Regions from separate parts of the Homo sapiens genome. Here all the other regions are linked to region 1. A link is a contact called in ENCODE Hi-C or POLR2A ChIA-PET data. All regions are on one chromosome and are shown on one strand. The core of a region is the stretch at or near the end of the contact, and the rest is flanking DNA. Distances in the headings are between cores, read along the strand shown. Region 1 overlaps SNX30 (sorting nexin family member 30). Region 2 overlaps LINC02977 (long intergenic non-protein coding RNA 2977). Region 3 overlaps SUSD1 (sushi domain containing 1). Region 4 overlaps RGS3 (regulator of G protein signaling 3).

Region 1 (2,525 bases), core at 18-2,517:
TCTCCTGATGCCCTGAAGATTCAAGCAGCTGGCTCTCAGGCTTCCTTTCCAAGCCCTTCCACAACCTAAGTGCCCTCGAGATCCAGGTGGCTCATACATACAACACCAGCCTCTAAGCAAGCAATGTTTCCTTCCATTCCACAGCCTCTCCCAGACCGTCACCAGGGAGAAACCCACACATCTCCCTCTAAACGGCATCCCCTATATTTCAGGCTCTTCCTCTTCCCAACATCCTTGGTTTCTCAGCCTCTTGGGACCTAAAGTTCCTTGACATTCCATCCATTCATGTCTTTACTTCCTTCCTTCTTTACTCAGCATCCATTCCATGGCCCAGAACTTCAATCACTTACAGCAATATCTAAATGTTGTTCCCTCCCCACTGCCCATTCACCCAACTCGTAAAAACCCACTTGCTCTACCAGACCTGGGTGTGTGAGCACACTGCTAGAGGAGAAACAAAATCAAGCAAACACACGGACAGACACGATACATTCTACAACCAGACCCTCCAACATTGCCAGGCACCCTTTTCATACTCCCTTACGTCAGCTCACTCCCACACTGTCCAAATCATTTATCAAAAAGCCCATAAAAGTTGTGAAAATTTCTAATCCCCACTTCAAACCACCCCCACCCTTAGAAGGCTTCATCATCTATTCAGAGAGAAAACTCCAGATATAAGCAAAGAACCCCTTAACTTCCTGCCACAAAACAAACTTCCCTTCCTTCTCCACAAACAATGGAAAAAGTACACCGCCCCTTCGGTGGCAATTCTAGCTTCCTCCGCCTTCCCAGGAGCCTCCATCCTACTCTCCAATCTTCAACCTAATGCCTTCTTCTCTACCAATACTGCGCAACTGGCAGTTAAACAAGTCTCTTTCATCCTTAAAAACAGCAGCAGTCCAAAAAAAAAAGCCTCCCTCTCCCTCAAACCCATGCCCACTTCTGACCACTGCTCTCTATGCTTGTTTTCATTGCCAGAATTCTAACACTCTTCTCTCTCTTACCCCTCGCTCACTCTAACCCACTTGGGTTCTGCATCACTACACCAATGAAACTGCTCACACCACAACCAGCAATAACTGTGTCATTAAACTAACGTCCACTTTGCATTGTACATAATTCAGCCTCGGAGCAGCATTTAGACTCTGTTGACCACTGAGGCATTTAGAAAGAGGAACTAGTTGGGGTGTTATGACTCTTTTTCTTTTTTTTTTTACACACCACTGGTAATGAGGCTAAACACAAGAAAATAATAAACCCTGAAGGGAATTGAAGGCTCGCCTCTGTTTCCTCACCCTCAAGCCTACTTCTGTATTGTCAGTTTCAACCACACAGGCCATGCTACTGGACCACAGTGCTGGGTATCGGGGCCATCCCTCTCTTGAAAATCATGTCTTTTGGGCCAGGCGCAGTGGCTCACGCCTGTAATCCCAGCACTTTGGGAAACCAAGGTGGGCAGATCGCCTGAGGTCAGGAGTTTGAGACCAGCCTGTCCAAAATGATGAAACCCCATCTCTACTAAAAATACAAAAAATTAGCCAGGCACAGTGCTGTAATCCCAGCTACTCAGGATGCTGAGGCAGGAGAATCGCTTGAACCTGGGAGGCGGAGGCCGCAGTGAGCTGAGGTCATACCACTGCACTCCAGCCTGGGCAACAGAGCAAGACTCTGTCAAAAAAAAAAAAAAAGAAAGAAAATCATGTCTTTTGGGCAAGATTATTAATATTTATTATCTTTAGAATCAGAGAGACCTGGACTCAAGTTCTAGCTCCACCACCCATGAGTTGCATGTCTTTGAGCAATTTTCTTAACATCTCTGTCTCTCAATTTTCTCATTTGTAAGATAATAGTATTTATATCTACTTCATTGAGTGTGAAGATTAACTGATAATATACGTAAAGCATTTAGCACAAAATAAATGAGGGCACATCCATACAATGGAACGCTATTGCAGTCTTATAAACAATAGCATAAAAGCATGCTTACTGGCATTTCCTAGCATAGAAACATGTTCACAATGTATTAAGTGAATTGGCAGTATACAAAATACTCGTTTTTGTAAAACTGGATGAAGTAGTATAGAAAGTCAGCAACAATTATTTCTGGCTGGTGAGCGTATAGGCATTCTTTAGTGTTTTAGCTTACTTGAACTTTCTTTTTTTTCTACAATGAACATACATTACTTATATAACATAAAAATAAAAGGGTTTCAACTGCAAAAAAGTACAGTGCATGGTAAGTGTCCAATAACTAGCTGCTGTTATGATGTTACTTTCTTGTAGTCTCCAGAAAAAAAGAGCCAGAAGCTGCCTGCCCTAAGAAGGCCTAAACTGGCTCTCCACCACTGGGGAGAGAAGATACTTTTACCTTAGATTTGGGTGGATAATTCTTTGCCTACATTGGCTGTCAGCCTTCACTTATTTTAGCTCAGGCAAAAAGAGCTCTGTACTTTGTCCAGCCCTGGTCATCAGGAATCTGAATTAGGACTAGAGCATCAAAGCCTTAAGGTAATAAAGCAAAG
Region 2 (2,500 bases), core at 1-2,500, 780 kb after region 1:
AAAGGAAAATAAATGGTCTAAATTGAGCAACAAGAAAGTAAACTTTTAAGCAGGTACTTTCCAAGTGAAATGAGAACCGGAGATTGGGTCCAAAAGAGAGGATGCCCAGCCAGACTGAACTTTCAAGTGTTTTCCAACTGGAAAGCTCCAATGTCCTCTGATCTCAGTGAATTTCCAATCTAATTTCAAGGAAGTCCCTCAGGAGCCCCATTGCAAGGGTGGTTATAGAACCATTTACAACTGCTTTAATAAAACTAATGCTTATAAAGAAAGAAAACTTGTTTTTTAGTCATCCATAACACAAAAAAGTGAGGTTTGATGCACAGTAAAAGGAATCATTATTTAAGTTAGTCTGAGTTATATTGTATTTTGGAAATGCTCCACATTCAATATTTATGCCACATACTCTAAAACCAAAGTATGTAGATTAAAAAAAAACTATTTCCAGAAATAAGCTTGCTGAATCACCACAGGCTTAATTTATTTATTTTAACTACCAGTTTCCTGAATGTTTTTGTCTAATTGGCCTATCTGCAGTTGCCCTTGGTCCACCCTTGAGCCCACTCTTTAAGCCTGTCTGTCACTTAGAGAAGTACAAGTACTTCCTGCTGAGAATAAAGCCTTGATCGCAATTTCAGTGAATTATCAGGGAAGTGTGAGAATAAGTAGGAATAAATGTCTAAACATTTGGGAAAAACTTGTTTGCAATAAATGTGGTTAACAGAGAGTGAATAGGCTTACTACATAAAATTGTTACTCATCAATTAAAAAAACTGTACAATCCTCCTCCGGGGGAAAATGATCAGATATTTTAAGTCTGCTGATATTTTTCTCTGGATGTCAGACCTGTATACTTTGTCCTGCATTATTGGAGTATAATTGGCAAATAAAAGTTTTATGTATTTAAGGCATACAATGTGATGATATGATACACCTATACACTGTGACATGATTACCTCAATCAAGCTAATTAACACATCCATCACCTCACCTTTTTTGTGTGTGGTGAGAACACTTAGATTTACTCCTATAGCCCATTTCAGGTATACATTATTAACTCTAGTCACCATGCTATACATTAGATCTCCAAAACTTATTCATCTTGTAACTGAAAGTTTGTACTCTTTGACCAACATTCGCCATTCCTCCCCAACCCCTAACTTTGGTAACCACCCTTTTGCTCTCTGTTTCTATGAGTTCTTCTGTTTCGGTTCCACCTGCAAGTGAGATCATGCAGTGTTTGCCTTTGCCTTTCTGTGTCTGGCTTATTTCACTTAGCATTATGTCCTCTAGGTTCATGCATGTTGTTGCAAATGACAGGGATTTCCTCCTCTGCCTCTTCTTCCTTCTTCCTCCTCCTTCTCCTTCTCCTTCCCCTTCTTCTTCCCCTTCTTCCCCTTCTTTCTGTTTTTGCTTTGTTTTGTGTTTGTTTTTGAGATAAGGCTGGTCTTGAACTCCTGGGCTCAAGCAATCCTCCTGCCTCAGCCTACCAACTAGCTGGGGCTGGGTCTGCACGCATGCACCACCATGCCTAGCCGCCTTCATTTTTGGCTGAATGATATTCATGTGTGTGTATGAATATTTTCTTTATCCATTCATTTGTCTACAGGCACTCAGGTTGATACCGTGTCTTGGCTATTGTGAACGACTGTGTAATACATATGGGAGTGCAGATAACCTCTTCCACATACTGATTTTATTTCTTTTGGGTATATACCCAGAAGTGGGGTTGCTGGATCATACCGTAGTTCTATTTTTAATTTTTTGAGGAACTACCATACTGTTTTTCGTAGTGGCTGTACCCACTTACATTCCCACCAACAGTGTGCAAGGGTTTCATTTCTCCATATCTTCATCAACACTTGTTATCTTTTGACTTTTTGTTAATAGCCATTCTAACGGATGTGAAGTGAAAGCTCATTGTGGTTTTGATTTGCATTTCCCTGATGATTAGTGATGTCATACACCTTTTCATATACCTGTTGGTCACTTATATATCTTCTTTGAAAAAAATCTATTCAGGTTCTTTGCCCATTTTTAAAAAATCAGGTAACTTGCTTTTTTTTTTGCTGTTGAGTGGTATTAGTTCCTTACATATAATATTTTGGATATTAACTTTTTATTGATATATGGTTTAAAAATATTTTTTCCCATTCTATAGATTGCTTTTTTATTTTGTTGATTGTTTCCTTTGCTCTGCAGAAACTTTTAGTTTGATATAATCCCATTTGTCTTTTCTTGCTTTTGCTGTCTGGGCTTCTGCTGTCACACCTGTATTTTTGTTTTTGTTTTTGTACCAGAGAAAGTGAAGCAACAAATGAGGAACATGAGAACACTGGAGTAGAAAGCTGGGTGGGCATCAGACAGCTGACCAAAATTTTCACTATCAAAATGGCAGGTGAGATTTTTTTTTATATACTAGTTATCACAACATCTTCAACCTTTTCTTTTTTTTTTGAGACCGAGTCTTGCTCTGTTGCCCAGGTTGGAGTGCAATGGT
Region 3 (2,525 bases), core at 16-2,515, 750 kb after region 1:
TTTTTGAGATGGAGTGTCACTCCCATCATACAGGCCGGAGTACAGTGTTGCGATCTCAGCTCACTGCAACCTCCACCTGCTGGGTGCAAGTGATTCTCCTTCCACTGCCTCCTGAGTAGCTGGGATTATAGGTGTGCACCACCACACCTGGCTAATTTTTGTATTTTTAGTTGAGACGAGGTTTTGCCATGTTGGTCAGGCTGGTCTTGAACTCCTGACCTCAGGTGATCCACCAGCCTCAACCTCCCAAAGTGCTAGGATTACAGGCTTGAACCACCACACCCGGCCACATAGAGAGACTTCTAAAGGACCCTATATACAAGCATTTGGGCAGTTTAGCTCAAGAAATTACATCCATTCCTTTGGTCCCTGGGTAAACGTCGGTTGCATGTTAGGACATGTCAGGATTGTCCTTTGCACTCATGTCTCATAGTACATCCTTTATGGATGGTGGGTCAGGGGCATCGTTTCATTTCCCAAAGGCAGAATATGTTGCCCTTTATGTAAGGTTGATCTTGGGGGGTGTGCAGTGGTTTCTGAAAAGATCATTTAGGTAAATCTTTTTGTCTTTTCATGTATTGAGTTACAGGCAAGACACTGTATAATTAATGACTGCTTCTGGGATTCCAGATGGCATTAGGATGGAATTAATTTACCTCAGTTGGAGGACTACAGTGTGTTCAGTTAAGTGTTTTATTTGCAAAGGTCATGGCAGGATTAGGAAAGTAGCATCAGTCCCTTTTTTAGAGAGGAAGATTGAGGTTGGCGTGGAGAGATGAACAGCTTGCTCACAGTACCAGCTCAAGGAGATGAAAATGTACATGGCCTCACCAACATTGCCTTTGTCTCTGCTGACCCTTCGGTAAAATCAAGGTTAAAAAAAAAAAAGTGAGATATTATAAAATTACAAAAAAGAAAGTCTGGCGATATTATCTGTATATCCATTTATAATAAAACTTAGGGTTTTCCTGCTTTTATATTCATTTAAGTTCAGTAAATGTGCAAAGATCTTTCCAGGGATGGACATTGTATAAATTGTTCTGATTCTTGACAAGTTACCAGAAGGCATTGTAATTCTGTCATTATAAAGAGAACAGAAGTTGTGATGTCACTTCCTGAGAGCATTTGCAAGAACAAATGTGATATTTATGTCAAATAATGACATAATGCAAAAGAAAAGCCAAATGACAGCTTACCCTTGTGGCTATATGCCGGCCAGCGCCTCCAAAACAGGAAGTGGAGAACTGTGAGTCATTCGAGGGAGTGTGGTGGTGAAAAAGAGGAGAAAAGTCCTTCCAGAACAGTCATATTCCAAACAGCCACAGCTGCTTCTTTAACATCACATGGCTAATTACCAGCAGGCAGGGTGGTTTTCCTAAGCCTGACTACCTGGTTTGAGCTGGGGGGCAGCAGCTTTGCCAGTGTGTGAGACAGGCCTGAGTCTGCTTTGTGCACCATTTAGGGACAGTGTCTTGGGGTACATAATGGAGCAAGGTCCCTGGGACCAAGTCTCTGCTGAGGTTGCTGATGTTAGGCAGAGGATGGAGCCTGTTGCTGGGTTCCCTTAATGCTCGTGTCTCCCACATTGCCAGATTATAGGAATCACCTGGGAGCTTTACCAGCGATACAGATTCCCAGAATCTACTCCTAGAGATTTCGATTCAGTAGGTCGGTATGAGGTCGGGGAATTTGTATAATAATCAAGCAACACAGGTGATTACGGTCAGGCTAATTGGGGAGCTGATTCATACTCTGTCGATGATGCCTCTAGTGAGCAATGTACGGAACCAAATGGGCACAGGTGAGCCTCGACCTTGCTCTTGACCACCACCACCTGCATGGAAAGATGAGAGGGATTTAAAGATGTACTTATGGACCGCATGGAGGTGCTGCAACATTTACTTTCTTACCTGTGGCTATGATGTAGGGATGTCTTCAAGTCTCCCGGCAAGTTTGTTGTTACAGGTGTTCCCCATAGGCAGTGGATGCTTAATAAATGTTTACTGGTGGTGACAACTTATTGCCCTGTGGGTTTTACTTTATCTCTTTTGTAGAAAGCCCTTGGCTGAAAGTGAGCCAAGACTTTATGAAAATCAGGACCCTGGGCCAGGCACAGTGGCTTACGCCTGTAATCCCAGCCCATTGGGAGGCAGAGGTGGGCACACAGGGCAGTGATACGTGCAACAACTTCCCCCAGCTAAAGAGGTCAGGAGTTCAAGACCAGCCTGGCCAACATGGTGGAACACCATCTCTACTAAAAATACAAAAAAAATTAACCGGGCATAGTGGCGAGTGCCTGTAGTCTTGGCTACTCAGGAGGCTGAAGCAGAAGAATCGCTTGAACCTGGGAGGTAAAGGTTGCAGTGAGCTGAGATCACACCACTGCACTCCAGCCTGGGCAGCAGAGCAAGACTCCCTTCTTAAAAAAGAAAAGAAAAGAAAGAAAATCAGGGCCCTGAGGATACCTAGGATGTTTGGGAACCTGGTGGGGGGAGACTTTCCATATCCAACACCCACTGTGGAGG
Region 4 (2,525 bases), core at 16-2,515, 710 kb before region 1:
CCCAGAAGGCTGAGGTTTAAAGCGTCCTTACAGACCAACCTCTGACCCTGCCCTTACTGCCTCAAATACACACATACCTACTGCTCAGATGGAAAGACTGAGGAAGAAGGAAGAAATCACATGTGAGCCAGCAGCAGACCTGGGTCTCGATACAAACTTCCTGTCTCCAAGTTTCCTGATCTTTCCACTACCCCAAGCTGCCACTCGACTCAGCCAAGGCAGCTCTACATTGGGGCCTGATCTGCAAAGAGCCTGCTACCCTCACCCCATGGCCCCAGGTAGCCAGGGCAGAGCCCAGGGCTCCAACTTCTGTACCCAAGTAGTTTAAGCTCAGAGACTGAACTGACCAGCTCTGGGGTTGTGTAGATGAATGAAGTTCTCCCAATTAGAGAAAAGCATCCCAGGCCAGCTCCCAGGAAGGGTGACACAGGTCCCATGTCAGCACCCCACAGGCAGAGCTACAACCCAGGCGAAATCATAGACTCGTCTCTCAGAAGAGGACATGGGATTTGGGTTAAAACAGGCCCAGAAAACTCAGGTAAACTGATGCTGGTCTAAAAATTCACTTTGGCTAATAGCTTTACTCTTCCTGCCACCAAAGTCACTCCCCACAGCCAGGGTAAATTGCCATCTCTTCTGCTCCTGAGAGGAAGGTGGGATAAACAATGGGGTGTCTTTAGGGGCTGGGGAAACTTTCTAACCATCAAAGAAGGATTCGACAGCTTTTGAAAGGAGATGTACAAGAAAAAGCTGGGTAGCCTTTGCTAGGGAGAGTGGCGGGGTCCTTCTCAGGTCTCCCCTACCCTGAGAATGTACAATTCTAAGATACTCAGGAAGAGACCAAAGTGAGGGGCCTGGAGAATGCCAATGAAGCCCACCCAGAAAGCCCCCTAAAAAATGCAGGTGAAAGTCTTACCTCGGCAGCCTTGTTCCTCCCTTCATACAGCAGCAGCTCCTCTGACAGCAGGAGGGTCCGGGCAGGATTACAGAGATCTAGAGGCTGGAAATAAAGCAGGCTGAGTGGGCAGTTCAAAAAGAGGCTGGGTGAGGACCCGGGGGGAGGAAGCAGCAGCTTGTCAAAGCCAGCCACAGAGAACCCTCTGACCCAGAGAAGACTGTCAGCCCGCCACCGACCCGAGAACCCACACACCCCCTCATACATAAGATGGAAACAGAAAGAGAGACGCTGCTGTCCTGTGGAACTGTTGCTGCCACCTTCCCCATCAACCCTCACCGTGAGAGCTACACTCATTGACAGGAAGTCTAACCACAGGCTTAGGCCCTCTGCAGTCCTCAGCCCCAGCTCTCACCCCCCACTGCACTGGGCTCCTGGGCCCTCCCAGCCCCCGCCATCCCCCATCTATCCTGTTCATGCCTCACAGGACCAAGAGGCATCCTGAGAGCCACATGCCAAGAGATTTGGTCACTTGAGTCCCTTCAAAGCCAGGCCAGTCCCTGCTCTGCACTCATAGCACACTTGAACTGTCTCCTTCTCAGGCAATCCCCCAAGGGTCAATTATCACCCAAACCTCTCACCCTACTCCCTCACCTTGCCCAGCCCAGCCCAGAGGAAGCTCCCTAAGCTCTGGATTACCCAGCAGGACTTGTCCTTATGACTGTATATTTCTAATATGGCTTCTAAGTACATGACATCAAGCAAGGTGCTTAAAGAAAGATCATGAAACAAATAGCAAGCTGGACCTGAAATCCCAGCTACTTGGGAGGCTGAGGTGGAAGGATCATTTGAGGCCAGGAGCTTGAGGTTACAGTGAGCTGTGATCATACCACTGCACTCCAGCCTGGGGGACACAGCGAGAGACTGTCTCTTAAATAGAAGTAGTTTCTTATACAAATATTAAAATGAACATGAAAATTAGACACAGGCCGCATGTGGTGGCTCATGCCTGTAATCCCAGCACTTTGGAAGGCCGAGGCGGGTGGATCACCTGAGGTCAGGAGTTCGAGACCAGCCTGGCCAACATGGTAAAACCCCGTCTCTACTAAAAATACAAAAAACTAGCCAGGCATGGTCGTGGGCACCTGTAATCCCAGCTACTTGGGAGGCTAAGGCAGGAGAATTGCTTGAACCTGGGAGGTGGAGGTTGCAGTGAGCCGAGATCGCACCCTTGCACTCCGGCCTGGGCAAAAAGAGTGAAACTCCATCTCAAAAAAAAAAAAAGAAAAAGAAAGAAAATTAGACATTGTAGATGCCAAGAACTTTGTGTCACATGCTAAGAAAGAGAAGAGACCCACAGAAAGGCTAAGGCCAGGCCCTGCTGACAGAGCTGTCTAAGGGGAGGCGTGTGAGCTCCCAGAGATGTGTTGCATCCTAACAAAGTGTGCCTACTGGACAGTGACAGGCTCAGACTGGGATGCCAGGGAGACCAGAGAGGCACAGGCAGAAATGAAGCCCGTGGGGCCAAGTCATGTCTATGCTGCTGATAAGACGATAAACCATTAGAATCTTCCTGCAAAGCAATTTGTCAATATGTGTAAAGAGCCTTTAAAATGTTTATGACCCATGA

The links. A loop is a pair of places that touch in the nucleus more often than their neighbours do. ChIA-PET counts read pairs that join two places held with the same protein, here RNA polymerase II (POLR2A). Pooled maps may share reads with other maps.
Region 2: a map with no recorded cell type shows a loop between it and region 1 (10-fold over the local background). The contact joins two enhancer-like sites. A Hi-C loop is called at or near these places in 2 of 37 single-sample maps with no recorded cell type and 4 of 50 pooled maps.
Region 3: a loop to region 1 is called in a pooled map, with 6 times the contacts of the local background. The contact joins two enhancer-like sites. A Hi-C loop is called at or near these places in 3 of 50 pooled maps. POLR2A ChIA-PET finds 5 or more read pairs at or near these places in 2 of 52 experiments (activated B cell and activated CD4-positive, alpha-beta T cell).
Region 4: a loop to region 1 is called in a pooled map, with 9 times the contacts of the local background. The contact joins two enhancer-like sites. A Hi-C loop is called at or near these places in 2 of 37 single-sample maps with no recorded cell type and 4 of 50 pooled maps.

Annotation. Positions count from the first base shown.
Region 1 is chr9:112,808,258-112,810,782 of GRCh38, reverse strand. The region is part of intron 2 of SNX30 (sorting nexin family member 30); the gene reads right to left. Among named protein-coding and RNA genes, the nearest start is that of SNX30, 59 kb to the right of the region's middle. RefSeq lists an enhancer at 1-233. Within about 2 kb of position 1,267, at least 3 of the 41 ENCODE cell types and tissues checked have a DNase peak (open chromatin) inside an H3K27ac peak, as active enhancers do.
Region 2 is chr9:112,030,966-112,033,465 of GRCh38, reverse strand. LINC02977 (long intergenic non-protein coding RNA 2977) reads left to right here. Exons shown (of 3, transcript NR_186812.1): 2 at 2,301-2,398. Among named protein-coding and RNA genes, the nearest start is that of LINC02977, 8.2 kb to the left of the region's middle. RefSeq lists enhancers at 891-1,180, 1,311-1,400. Within about 2 kb of position 1,250, at least 4 of the 41 ENCODE cell types and tissues checked have a DNase peak (open chromatin) inside an H3K27ac peak, as active enhancers do.
Region 3 is chr9:112,060,176-112,062,700 of GRCh38, reverse strand. The region is part of intron 13 of SUSD1 (sushi domain containing 1); the gene reads left to right. Among named protein-coding and RNA genes, the nearest start is that of LINC02977, 21 kb to the right of the region's middle. Within about 2 kb of position 1,265, at least 28 of the 41 ENCODE cell types and tissues checked have a DNase peak (open chromatin) inside an H3K27ac peak, as active enhancers do.
Region 4 is chr9:113,516,016-113,518,540 of GRCh38, reverse strand. It overlaps RGS3 (regulator of G protein signaling 3), which reads right to left. Exons shown (of 23, transcript NM_001394167.1): 14 at 917-1,000. Among named protein-coding and RNA genes, the nearest start is that of RGS3, 54 kb to the right of the region's middle. RefSeq lists enhancers at 76-365, 767-896, 1,057-1,306. Within about 2 kb of position 1,265, at least 10 of the 41 ENCODE cell types and tissues checked have a DNase peak (open chromatin) inside an H3K27ac peak, as active enhancers do.